Linked DNA regions of Homo sapiens: region 1 is linked to region 2. A link is an interaction called in ENCODE POLR2A ChIA-PET data of the cell type or tissue named here. Cell type or tissue: CD4-positive, alpha-beta T cell. All regions are shown on one strand. Links, peaks and the distances in the headings refer to the core of each region. The heading gives the core; the rest is flanking DNA. Region 1 overlaps LOC124903858 (a long non-coding RNA gene). Region 2 has its middle 22 kb from the start of RNU1-3.

The links. Peaks named below come from ENCODE experiments on the same cell type or tissue, not always from the same donor. Only the 100,000 strongest peaks of a DNase experiment are listed, where the experiment ranks them.
Region 1: POLR2A ChIA-PET joins it to region 2 with 5 read pairs; 5 of 35 experiments call an interaction of 5 or more read pairs at or near these places.

Annotation. Positions count from the first base shown.
Region 1 is chr1:16,704,286-16,709,646 of GRCh38, reverse strand. It overlaps LOC124903858 (a long non-coding RNA gene), which reads right to left. Exons shown (of 3, transcript XR_007065500.1): 3 at 4,192-5,361. It also overlaps the pseudogene ESPNP. Among named protein-coding and RNA genes, the nearest start is that of TRG-CCC5-1, 20 kb to the left of the region's middle. RefSeq lists enhancers at 976-1,514, 1,515-2,054. In CD4-positive, alpha-beta T cell, for the core only: a CTCF peak has its summit at 2,084; no DNase peak of the experiment used is centred there.
Region 2 is chr1:16,642,419-16,647,779 of GRCh38, reverse strand. It overlaps the pseudogene CROCCP2 and the pseudogene MST1P2. Among named protein-coding and RNA genes, the nearest start is that of RNU1-3, 22 kb to the left of the region's middle. RefSeq lists enhancers at 485-1,104, 1,816-2,605, 2,866-2,965, 3,056-3,175, 2,606-3,396. In CD4-positive, alpha-beta T cell, for the core only: CTCF peaks have their summits at 2,770 and 2,969; DNase peaks (open chromatin) are centred at 2,329, 3,039, 3,889 and 4,609; H3K4me3 peaks cover 2,336 bases; H3K27ac peaks cover 1,650 bases.

The DNA.
Region 1 (5,361 bases), core at 250-5,249, 62 kb before region 2:
CCAGCCCCACCTGTGAGCCTCCCCAGCTGTAGCTGCACCATTGACTGAATTCTGATTCTGGCAGGTCCCCTGCTAGGTGCCTTACCGGTGTAATCTCAGTTGATGGTCACAGTAATAGTTGATGGCCGGGCGCAGTGGCTCACACCTGTAATCCCAGCACTTTGGGAGGCCGAGACAGGCGGATCACTTGAGCTCAGGAGTTTGAGACCAGCCTGGCCAAGATGGCAAAACTGGGTTTCTGCTAAAAATACGAAAATTAGCCAGGCGTGGTGGCACATGCCTGTAGTCCCAGCTGTTTGGGAGGCTCAGGCAGGAGAATGGCTTGAACCCAGGAGGCAGAGGGTGCAGTGAGCTGAGATTGCGCCATTGCATTCCAGCCTGGATGACAGAGAAAGACTCCGTCTCAAAAATAAAAATAAAAAAAGAAGAACCTGCTTGCCAGTGCCGTAGCCCAGAGCTAGCACAGCAGAAGCATTCAGTACATAGTGGACATCCCGAGGGCTGCCAGATTAACAAAAACAGCAACAACAAAACCCGGGATGTTTGACTAGCTTTGAATCTCAGATAAAAAAGTTGTATTTTAGTATAAGTATGTCCCATGCAATATTTGGGATATAGAATACTAAAGCATTATCCGTTCATCCGAAATTCCGGTTGAACTGTGTGAACTGCATTTTGTCTGGCAACCCTTACCACCCTGCCCGCTGGGAACTCAGTCTTCTGGGGGAGGCAAAGGTCAAAATCAGTTATGGTCAACCAAGCATGACAGGTCATGCTCATAGTGGCCCTGGGCAGTGTGGGGCGGAGGCCAGCAAGGGGGAAATAAATCAGGGTGGCCCTCATGGAGGAGGGATGGGTACTGAGTCTTCAAGAGGGAGGAGGATGGAAGGACATTCCAGATGGAGGGGGCACACGATGAAAGGGATAGAGGTCAGACACAGCAGTTGTGGGGACTCATGGTGACAGTGGGCGAGAGGGGAGGAAAGGCCAGCTCACCACATCTTTGTAGACCTCGGTTAAAAAGTGGGACTGAGGCTGGGCGCGGTGGCTCTGTAATCCCAGCACTTTGGGAGGCCGAGGCGGGCGGATCACAAGGTCAGAAGTTCGAGACCAGCCTGGTCAACATGGTGAAACCCCGTCTCTACTAAAAATACAAAAGATTAGCGGGGCGTGGTGGCGCATGCCTGTAATCCCAGCTACTCAGGAGGCTGAAGCAGAAGAATCGCTTGAACCCGGGAGGCAGAGATTGCAGTGAGCCAAGATCCAGCCACTGCACTCCAGCCTGGGCGACAGAGCTAGACTTCTTCTCAAAAAAAAAAAAAAAAAAAAAAAAGTGGGACTGAGGGCAGGGCAGTGCTGGGTGGGACGCCCTCAGGGGCCTCTGAGGGAGGGTGGCTCAGGACTCAGTCCAGGCGGAGCCCCCCGGGCGGCAGCGGGCCGGTGACAGGGCCCTCTCCCGCCCACTCTCCCTGCCGTCCAGGGCTCCCCGGGAGGGGAGGGGGGCGGGTAAGGAGGCCTCGGAGGGGGTGAGGCGCTGAAAGCCCACGGTGGGCGCTGTGTCTCCGCAGGGGAGTGAATGCCCAAACCAAGAACGGTGCCACGCCCCTGTACCTGGCGTGCCAGGAGGGCCACCTGGAGGTGACGCAGTACCTGGTGCAGGAATGCGGCGCGGACCCGCACGCGCGCGCCCACGACGGCATGACCCCACTGCACGCCGCGGCGCAGATGGGCCACAGCCCGGTCATCGTGTGGTTGGTGAGCTCCGGGCCCGGGCGGTGCGGAGGGGAGACGGGGCGGAGCCGGCAGGGCGGGGAGTGGAGGGAGCGGGGCCATCAGGAGTGGGGCGGAGGACCGTGGGCGGGGCCTGCAGGGGCCTGGCCCCCATCCCCCGGCCCTCTCTCCCCGCCCCTCCCGCCCAGGTGAGCTGCACCGACGTGAGCCTGTCGGAGCAGGACAAAGACGGCGCCACCGCCACGCACTTCGCGGCGAGCCGCGGCCACAGCAAGGTGCTCAGCTGGCTGCTGCTGCACGGCGGGGAGATCTCGGCTGACCTGTGGGGCGGGACCGCGCTGTACGACGCCGCCGAGAACGGGGAGCTAGAGGTCAGCGCGGGCCCGGGGTGGGGGCGCGCGCCCTCTGCTGGCACCGCGCTCTCCGCACGGCCCTGCCCGGGCGCGGGGGTCCCAGCTCGTGGCCGCGGCCGGGTCCTCACTGCGTGCCCCCACAGTGCTGCCAGATCCTGGTAGTGAACGGCGCGGAGCTGGAAGTCCGCGACCGCGACGGGTACGCGGCCGCTGACCTGTCGGACTTCAACGGCCACAGCCACTGCACCCACTGCCTGCGCACGGTGGAGAACCTGGTACGATCCCTGCGCTGCTCCTGTTGCATTCTCTCTTCTCGCCCCTCCACCCCAGTGGTGGGTGTCGTCACCCCTTTTACCAAGGAGGAAGCTGAGGTTCAGAGACGTGAAGCCCGCTACCCCACACGACCTGTCAGCCCAGAACCACTGCCTGCTGGGGACTGAGGGAGTAGAGGCACAAAGGTTAACGGAAAGAGGACAGGGAAGAACAGGGTCACCCCAAGGGGTAAGGCTGGAGAAATCACAAGACAGGCCCCATTGGGAACAGGCAGGCTCATTCACCTACCCATAGACATTAGCTTGGGTATAACTCACAGCCACCCTCTGCAGAAGAGAGTGTAAGTGTCCCGTTCCACATATGGGTAAAGGGAGTCTGCGGGGCACCAGGATCGCATCACCAGTAAGTGGTAGAGTGGAGAACCTACCTTGATGGCCTGACCAGGAGCCACCTCTCTGCCCCTGCACCATATATTAGCTGACTTCATGGCTGGGTCATAACTGGAAACCCATGCTACTCTTTTTAAATTATGTTTTTATGGTGAGACAGCCACGAAGTGACCTACTGGGACTTGAACTCAGCTGTGGATGTCTCCAAGTGAGGGCTCTGCACCATCTGGTACAATGCCTGCTTTGAGGCAATAGGCAGGGAAGAGAGTGGGCCTCACAGCCAACCCCAAAAGGATGCGGACCAACTCCATGGGGCAGCCTGGCCATGGAGTGGCTGTGAAATGAGGCCCGGAGGGAAGAAGGCAGATGGTCTGTGCCCTGAGCACCGTCTGTCCATCTGTCGTCCCTGCCAGCACAGGGGGATGGTCCTGGCTCTGGGGGCTGCAGAACACAGCAAGGCCCAGAGGCCAGAGGCTGCAGGTGGGCCTGAGGGTGAACTTCCCCCCGAGAAAGAGTCTCTGGAAGAGAATGAATGGCCCAGCAGGTAGTCAGCACTCTGTCACTAGGGTATATAAGCCGGGATGGACACAGGGAAGGACATTTCTGCATCAGTGGTGGGTCCCCATCAGTTAAGAGAGCCTGTGACTCTGTCGAGGGACCATGGGGGGTGGCACCAGAGCCCAGGGCACCTGAGGGCCTGTCTGGATGCAGCTGCTAGTGGTCATAGGACAGCAAACACTATTCATTGGATTCTGACTTAGGCAGGTACCCTGCCGAGTGCCTTAAAGGTGTAATCTCAGTTACTCTTCACAGTACATTAAAAAAATAGTTGGCTGGGTGCAGTGGCTCAGGCCAGGCGCGGTGGCTCATGCCTGTAATCCCAGCACTTTGGGAGGCCGAGGCGGGCAGATCACGAGGTCAGTAGATCAAGACCATCCTGGCCAACATGGTGAAACCCCGTATCTACTAAAACTACAAAAAAAAAAAAAAATTAGTCAGGTGTGGTAGCACACGCCTGTAGTCCCAGCTACTCGGGAGGCTGAGGCAGGAGAATCGCTTGAACCCAGGAGGCGGAGGTTGCAGTAAGCCAAGACCGCGCCACTGCACTCCAGCCTGGTGACAGAGCAAGACTCCGTCTAAAAATAAAATAAAATAAAATAAAAAAGTTGACAGGCCGGGTGTGGTGGCTCATGCCTGCACTTTGAGAAGCTGAGGCGGGTGGATCACCTGAAGTCAGGGTTCGAGACCAGCCTGGTCAACATGATGAAACCCCATCTCTACTAAATATACAAAAATTAGCTGGGTGTGGTGGCGGGTGCCTTTAATTCCAACTACTTGGGAGGCTGAGGCAGGAGAATTGCTTGAACTCAGGAGGTGGAGGTTGCACTGAGCCAAGACCGCGCCACTGTACTCCAGCCTGGGCAACAAGAACAAAACTCCGTCTAAAAAAAAAAAAAAAAAAATTTGACAGTATGGCATTTACTGGGCGCCATGTCCTGGAGCTCAGCAGAGCAAGTAGTGCTGTTACCCCCATTTGCAGATAAAGAAACATAGGCACAAAAAGCACAGGTGACTCGCCTGAAATAGCTAGTAAGTCGGGGAGGGAAAGTTTGAAGCCACAGTCCCAGACTGCAGAGCTGGGTGGCTCAGGCCAGGCGCAGTACACCTGCTGTGGCCCAGCCTCTTATCTGCTGCCTACAGGGGTCAGGGCTTGGTGCCCTCAGCACCCACTGCTGTTGCCCAGGTAAAGAGCACCTTTGGGTGCTGCCCATGCCACCTCCTATGGCTCCCCTGACTCCTGCGGTAGGTAACAGGGCCTGGTCCCCTGGAATGGGTGGGGTGTGTGTGCCCTGGTCCCCTCACTCAAGCAGGCCCAGCTGAGGCAGGGACAGACCCAAGCCACAGAAGACGCTGGCCCAGAAAAGGCAAACACTCCAGCAGAGCCCCTAATTACGGGGCCAATGAGCGCGGCCGCTGAGCCGTTACCTGGTGCCAGGCCTGCCTCTCTCTCCCAGGGTGCCTGTGACACTTCTTAGGTAGGGAGGGGGCACGGGGCAAGGAGGAGCAGGCCTGGGCAGGAGGCAGCGGAGCAAGCGGGCTTGCCGGCAGCAGGGGCAGCATGGGCAATGTAAGCAGGGCCCCTACCACAGCCCCCTCTGCACCGGGAGGGGACAGGCCTGTGGTCAGACGCACAGACCGGGCAGGGCGGGGGAATGGCAGGCCTGGCAGCCTGAGCTCTGGCTGCCCATCACTGCTCAGCTGGCCATCCAGGCCCTACCCTTACCCCAAGGGCCCCATCAGGAGACAGGCCGGGCTGGTGTTGGGAGTCTGCTCCAGGTCCCAGGTCTGGCAAGGAGAGCTGGCTTGCCAGCCAGGTCACTAGGGATGGGCCTGTGCTGTGCCCTTCCCCATGGAGCCTGTGCCGATCTGTGAGGGAGAAGGCCGATCTCCTGGCAGTTCTCCCCCTGGGGTGCAGCTCAAGGCCCCCTCCTCGTCGATCTCTCCACCCTCCTAATCAGGGAGGAGCCAGGGGAGGGAGTTTCCCAGGAACCTGGGTCCTCTGCCTGGCGGGGCTGGGCTTGAATCTTAACCCGGAGGAACCTGAAAGACCCTCT
Region 2 (5,361 bases), core at 259-5,258:
GATGGACCGAGATAGGTCCGGCCCCGAGCGACAGCTGAGATCCCTCTGGGGCTGGGACCAAACCCGCCTTTCCCAGGTGTACGGTACTCCACGGGATATGCTCTCAGGTCACGCCCAGCCCCTCTGACCTCCCCGGCCAAGCCACGCCCCTCCCCAAGGTTCCCAGGTACCCTCCCAGGCCTGGTCCCCGCCGCCTACCGCAGCGGGGGAGGTCACAGAATTCTCGCTCGATCTGCGGATCCGTAGTGTAGCACCATGGCCGCTCGGAGCCGTCAGGATTCCGGCAATAGTTGTCGTCCAGACCTTGGTCGAGGAACCTGGGGGCGGTAATGGGGCGTGAAGAAGACCCTGGGACTCTGGCTTATCTGGCCCCGCCCAGTTGCCCTACACGGAGCCCTGCCCCTGGAGTCCTGGACCTTCCCTAGCCCGGCCCCCAGGGCGCCGATACCGCCTACGCGTACTTGCCCGGCTCGAAGGGGTGCTGGTGCGGGTGCTGAAGATCCCAGCGCTGGCACTCGCGCCCTGACTCGGTGCGGTCTACCGCGCCGCGGTATTCCTCGCCATTGCACCAGACACACGCGGCTGGAGACAAAGAGCCAGTGGGTTCGTGGATGGGCGTGGGCTTGTCCCTCCACTCTCCCAGCTTGACCCGGCGCCGCTTACCCACCCGGCAGGATTTGATGCCGCAGCTCTGGAAGCGCACGGCAGGGTCTGTTGTGTGGCACCAAGGACCTCCGGGGTCGCCATCAGGGTTACGGCAGAAGTTCTCTTCCAGGCCATTCCGGAGCGTGGGCATGTACCTGAGGGCCCAGAGCATCACTATAGTGTGTGCTGGGGGAAGGTCCCAGGCCGGGACGGAGGGAAGGTGTTTGTCCCACTGGTGATCGTTCGGGAACTTGTGGCTCCAAGCCTGGCAGGACAGGCCACCCACGGTCGTGGCCATGGTGCCCCGGTACCCAACCCCATTGTTCATGATGCAGGTCCGTATGTAGTCTGGGAGCAAGAGACAGAAGATCAACTTGGGCTGAGGTCCCCTGTCTCCCACCCTGCCCCTCTCCACCCCCACTCGCCTTTCTCCTGGAAGAGGTCACAGCGCCCAGAATGCCGCAGCCTCGTGTGGGGTGAGTGTTGAGTCCATGGCAGCAGTTGGCAACCATGGCTGCTCACATTGTAGTGGAACGCCCTGGAGAGAAGAAGGCACAAGGTAACGCCACGGCCCAGGCTCCCCTGCCCCCAGTCTTATCTATGCCCAGTGGCCACTCACCGGCAGTCCATTAAGGGCCCACAGCGACCAGCACACTCTTCAGCATCTGCCACATCCTCCTGCCAAGGCCCGGGCACCACCGCTTGTAGCGGCGCTGTAGCTCTGTGCCCCGGAGCACCTAGAAGTCATTCAATGGCGAGCGCTGCCCTGCAGAGTGGGTGCAGGTCAGGTGGGCATACATGTCAGTAATGTGTATTGGCATGTCCACAGTTTGTTCATTCAGGGGATCAAAGCTACAAGGCTTCTGGGATGGACCCTGTATGCACTTTCAAGGGCCAGTCTAGCCCCCCTGCACAGATACTTGTCAAAAAATTTCCCCTGGGAAGCAGGCCCAGACTTGGTAGTTATCACCGGTGCCTCTGTGTAGTGGCCCAGGCACCGGGCTCAGATCTAACACACACGCTCTGTGAGAGCAGTGGGTGATGGAGCTTGCCCCATCTCATCTCTCAAATGAGAATGCTAAGGCTCAGAGCCATCACATTACCCAGCCAGGGGCCCTGGCTAGGCATTCAGACTCCAAAGCTGGGCTCTCACCTGCACAAAGGCATACGCTAGGTTAGAGGGGTAGATCAGGCTCAGGAGGGGTCACTGCCTGCTGTGTGCGTGCATCTGTGTGGTCCTAACACTGCTTCAGTGCTAGAGCAGACGTGCTAATAGAGGCCTAAGTGGGCCATGTCTATGTGTTCCTAGGGCTTCCCAGCTGTGCTCAAGAGGCCAAGGTCACTGCCCCATGCCCACTGAGCCTCTGGCTCCCTGACTTTTTTCTCATCCCAGAATAGGAGAATGGGGCCAAGCCCCTCCTGAAGGCAGATGGGGATCAAGGTTGGGGGCACTCACCAGGGACCCCTAAGCATTGAGTCAGAAGCAGCAGGAGTGGGAGCCACCCCATCCTTCTGGCTGGAGGCTGCACTGTGACCCACCACAGCCCCATCCGGGAAGTTGTGAAACCTGTCCCTACGGGATTGGGTGGCTCTGGCTCCGCACGTCAGCTCAGGGCCTGCTGGACCCTGACCTGAGACCTGGTGACAGGAGCCATGAGGGGCCAGGCCTCAGGTCCCACAGGTCAGTTGCAAGGGCCTAGCACAGCTAGCCCCCTGAGAGGCCTCCCTACTTAGTGGTCAGGTGTTAGGAAGGTTTGGTGGGGCCACTTGAGGTGCCCTGGGGTTGGGGTGAAACCCCTCTGCAGCCTAGTCAGCCCAAGGGCATTGTGAAAGTGACAGCTGCCAGAGGTCTGGGTTCCAGCCCCTGGCTGACATTAAACTTTTCTGAATTTCGGTTTTTCCCTGTAAATTGGGGAAAATTACTTGCCCCAGCTTCAACACTGCCTCCCCTCCACCCTTTTGCTGCTGCCTTATCAGGCCCCAGCTGTAGGCAGGTCAGCCCACGCCCGGCGGCAGAGCCCAGAGAGGCTCGCTCATCTCAGCCGCCAGAAGTGTCATCCCAGGGAAGGTGAGCGAAGCTGTCCACTAGGACTAAATAGGGGTGGAGGTAACAGGTAGCAGGGACTCTGGCAGGAACCGCCTTTCAGACGTTTTCAGGACCGTCTGAGCGGGGCCTCCAAGTATGGGTAGGAGACAGGCGGCCTAGGGATTCCGGTTAGCACGTCGCGTTCTGCCGCAGCAGGGCTGGGAGCATCCCCGGGGCAGGCGGAGGTCGGAGGTGGTGAGGCCTTTCGGCGAAGCTGAGGCCTGGAACAACCCGGTGGGAAGCCACGGAGGGGGTCCCCTAGCGGAGGCTGGGCGCGGGCCGGTGCGCGTGCGCGGCTGGAGGCTCAGCGCGCGAGCGTGCGCGTGATTTGGCCCTGAACGGACGCCGTAGCCGAGAGGTTGGGCGGATGTTGTGAACCGGGTCGCGGCGGCCGAGGCTCGGGGTGAGTGAGGGGCGGCAGGGCTCTGAGCCTGGCGGGTTCCGGCTATTCCCTTCGCGGTCCAGTTTAGTCCACTGCGAGGGCACCTGCAGCGCCGGGATCTGAGTGCGAAACTCCGAGCGGAAGCTGGTCTGGCAGGTCCTCTGGAGCTTGGGGCCAGGCGGGGGCGACTTGGGGGAGCCATCCTTGGGCTCCCAGACGGAGTAGGTTCAGTTCTGAGCCCGGATACCCCGGCGAGGTTGGACGGGATAGCCGTGACAGGGAGTCCCCGGGCGGGGACAAGGTCCGCCTCTCACCTGGGTCCTCAGCAACTGACACCCGGAGTGGGTGTCTGGAAGGTCTGCTCATCAAATGAATGACTGCATTTAATCAGATCTTCAACTACTGTGGTAGTGAAGGGGCACCGATCATGGAGGCCCACCGAGGGCCCGAGGTCGGGAAAATCACCTTCCCGAGGAGCAGGCGTGGTGCAGACCCACAGGGGTTTGTGGCGGGAGTAGAGGGTCTGTTTGGGGCGAGATAAGAGACTGAACGGCAGAGTAGGGAGTGCTGGCTAAGGCAGTGCTGCAGAGCGAAACTCTAGACCTGCGCTGTCTAATAGAACTTTATATGATGGTGGGAATGTTCTACCTTTGTGCTGTCCAATAGAGTAACCGTTAGCCACATGTGGTCATTGAACTCTTGAAATGTGGCTGAGGCAACTGAGAAATCGAATTGTTAATTTTTAAAACTTTAAATTTAAGTAACCTCACGTGGATGACGGCTGCTGTGTTGGACAGCACAGCTACACATCAGTGAGGCCAGCACCAGGGACTCAGTGCAGGTTTTGGAGCAGCTGCAGCAGCAACATGATGTGAGGGATAGATGCACTAGGAGGACCAATGGAGTTTGCCATGAGGGCTGGGCAAGGGTGGTGCTTGGATGAGGTGGGAGGCCACATGTGTGAGTGGGAACAGTGAAACTATCAGGACCATGGATAAAAGAAGGGAGGAACCCAGGGCTGAGGAAAGAGGCTCCAGCCTTGTGGGGAGTAAGTGGGACTTATGGCTAGAGATGACCAGACCAGTGGTGGTCTGCACTTGGGGGAATGTGTAGGATTGTCGCTTCTGGTTGTGAGCTGGACTCAGTATGGCTTACAACCGAGATGAATACAGGGGCTCTGCCCCTAGGACACCTCACTTTGGACATTTTGGTCTGATTTCCACAGAGCTGAGACATTTTGTTATGGTTTGGCAAAAATATATCTGGTACCTGCTCTCTGCCCAGCCCTGTGCTGGGCACAGGGACACTGGAGAACAAGAAGTGGTCCCTGTTACATGGGCCTAGACCCTGGCTACCCTGCCTGTGTAGGAAGCTGGGAGCCCCTGCATTCCCCTGTCCTATGTGTTAGTGTGCATGCCCCTGGCCTCACCTGCTCCCAAGACTTCCTGCCATGGCAGGACTGAGGTCAGGTGTGGGGGCCCCTGGCTGGCCCTGAGTAGACAGGCTCTGTGTCTGCCTCAGCCTCCAGGACCACTGGCTGCCCATGAGAGACGAAGGATGGCATCCAAGGGGGCCGGCGTGTCTTTCTCCCGCAAGAGCTGTAGGCTGACCTCAGATGCTGAGAAATCCAGGGTCACAGGTAAGGGCTGGCAGAGAAGGAAGGAGGCTCCTCTTGTTGGGAGGAGAAGGAAGGGACAAAGGCCTCAGGCCTTGCTGCACCTGTGGCTGGCCTAGGACCAGAAGTCTCTGGGGCCAGCAGGGGCCAGGAGCTGCACTCATCGTGTGGCCCTTTTCTCCCTTCTGACTTGTGGCTCAGGCATTGTGCAGGAGAAGCTGCTGAATGACTACCTGAACCGCATCTTTCCTCTTCTGACCATGCACCCCCAGCAGCCACCGGCAGGTATGGCTGGGTGGGCGGCCCCTCCTCACTCTGCTGGGCCAGAGCAGAATAAGGAGGCTGCAGTTGTAGGGAAAGGGAGCCTGGGCTCTGGACAGATAGGCTTAGGCTCTGTTCTCACTGTGCTCCTGGCTGCGAGATCTCTGGCCAGAGAGTCTGCCTTCCGTACGCTGCTTCTTCCTGTCTCCAGGCAGTGCTAGTTCCTTGTGAGAGTCAGGGAGCAGAGGTCAGGGAGCGGGTGCACATTCATGCCCAGCTAGCACCTGGCACCTACTCCACACCCAGCATCTGCCCCTGCATGTACCTGCCCTCACCTTGGCCCCAGCCTGGCCCCTTGTAGCTTCTGACTGA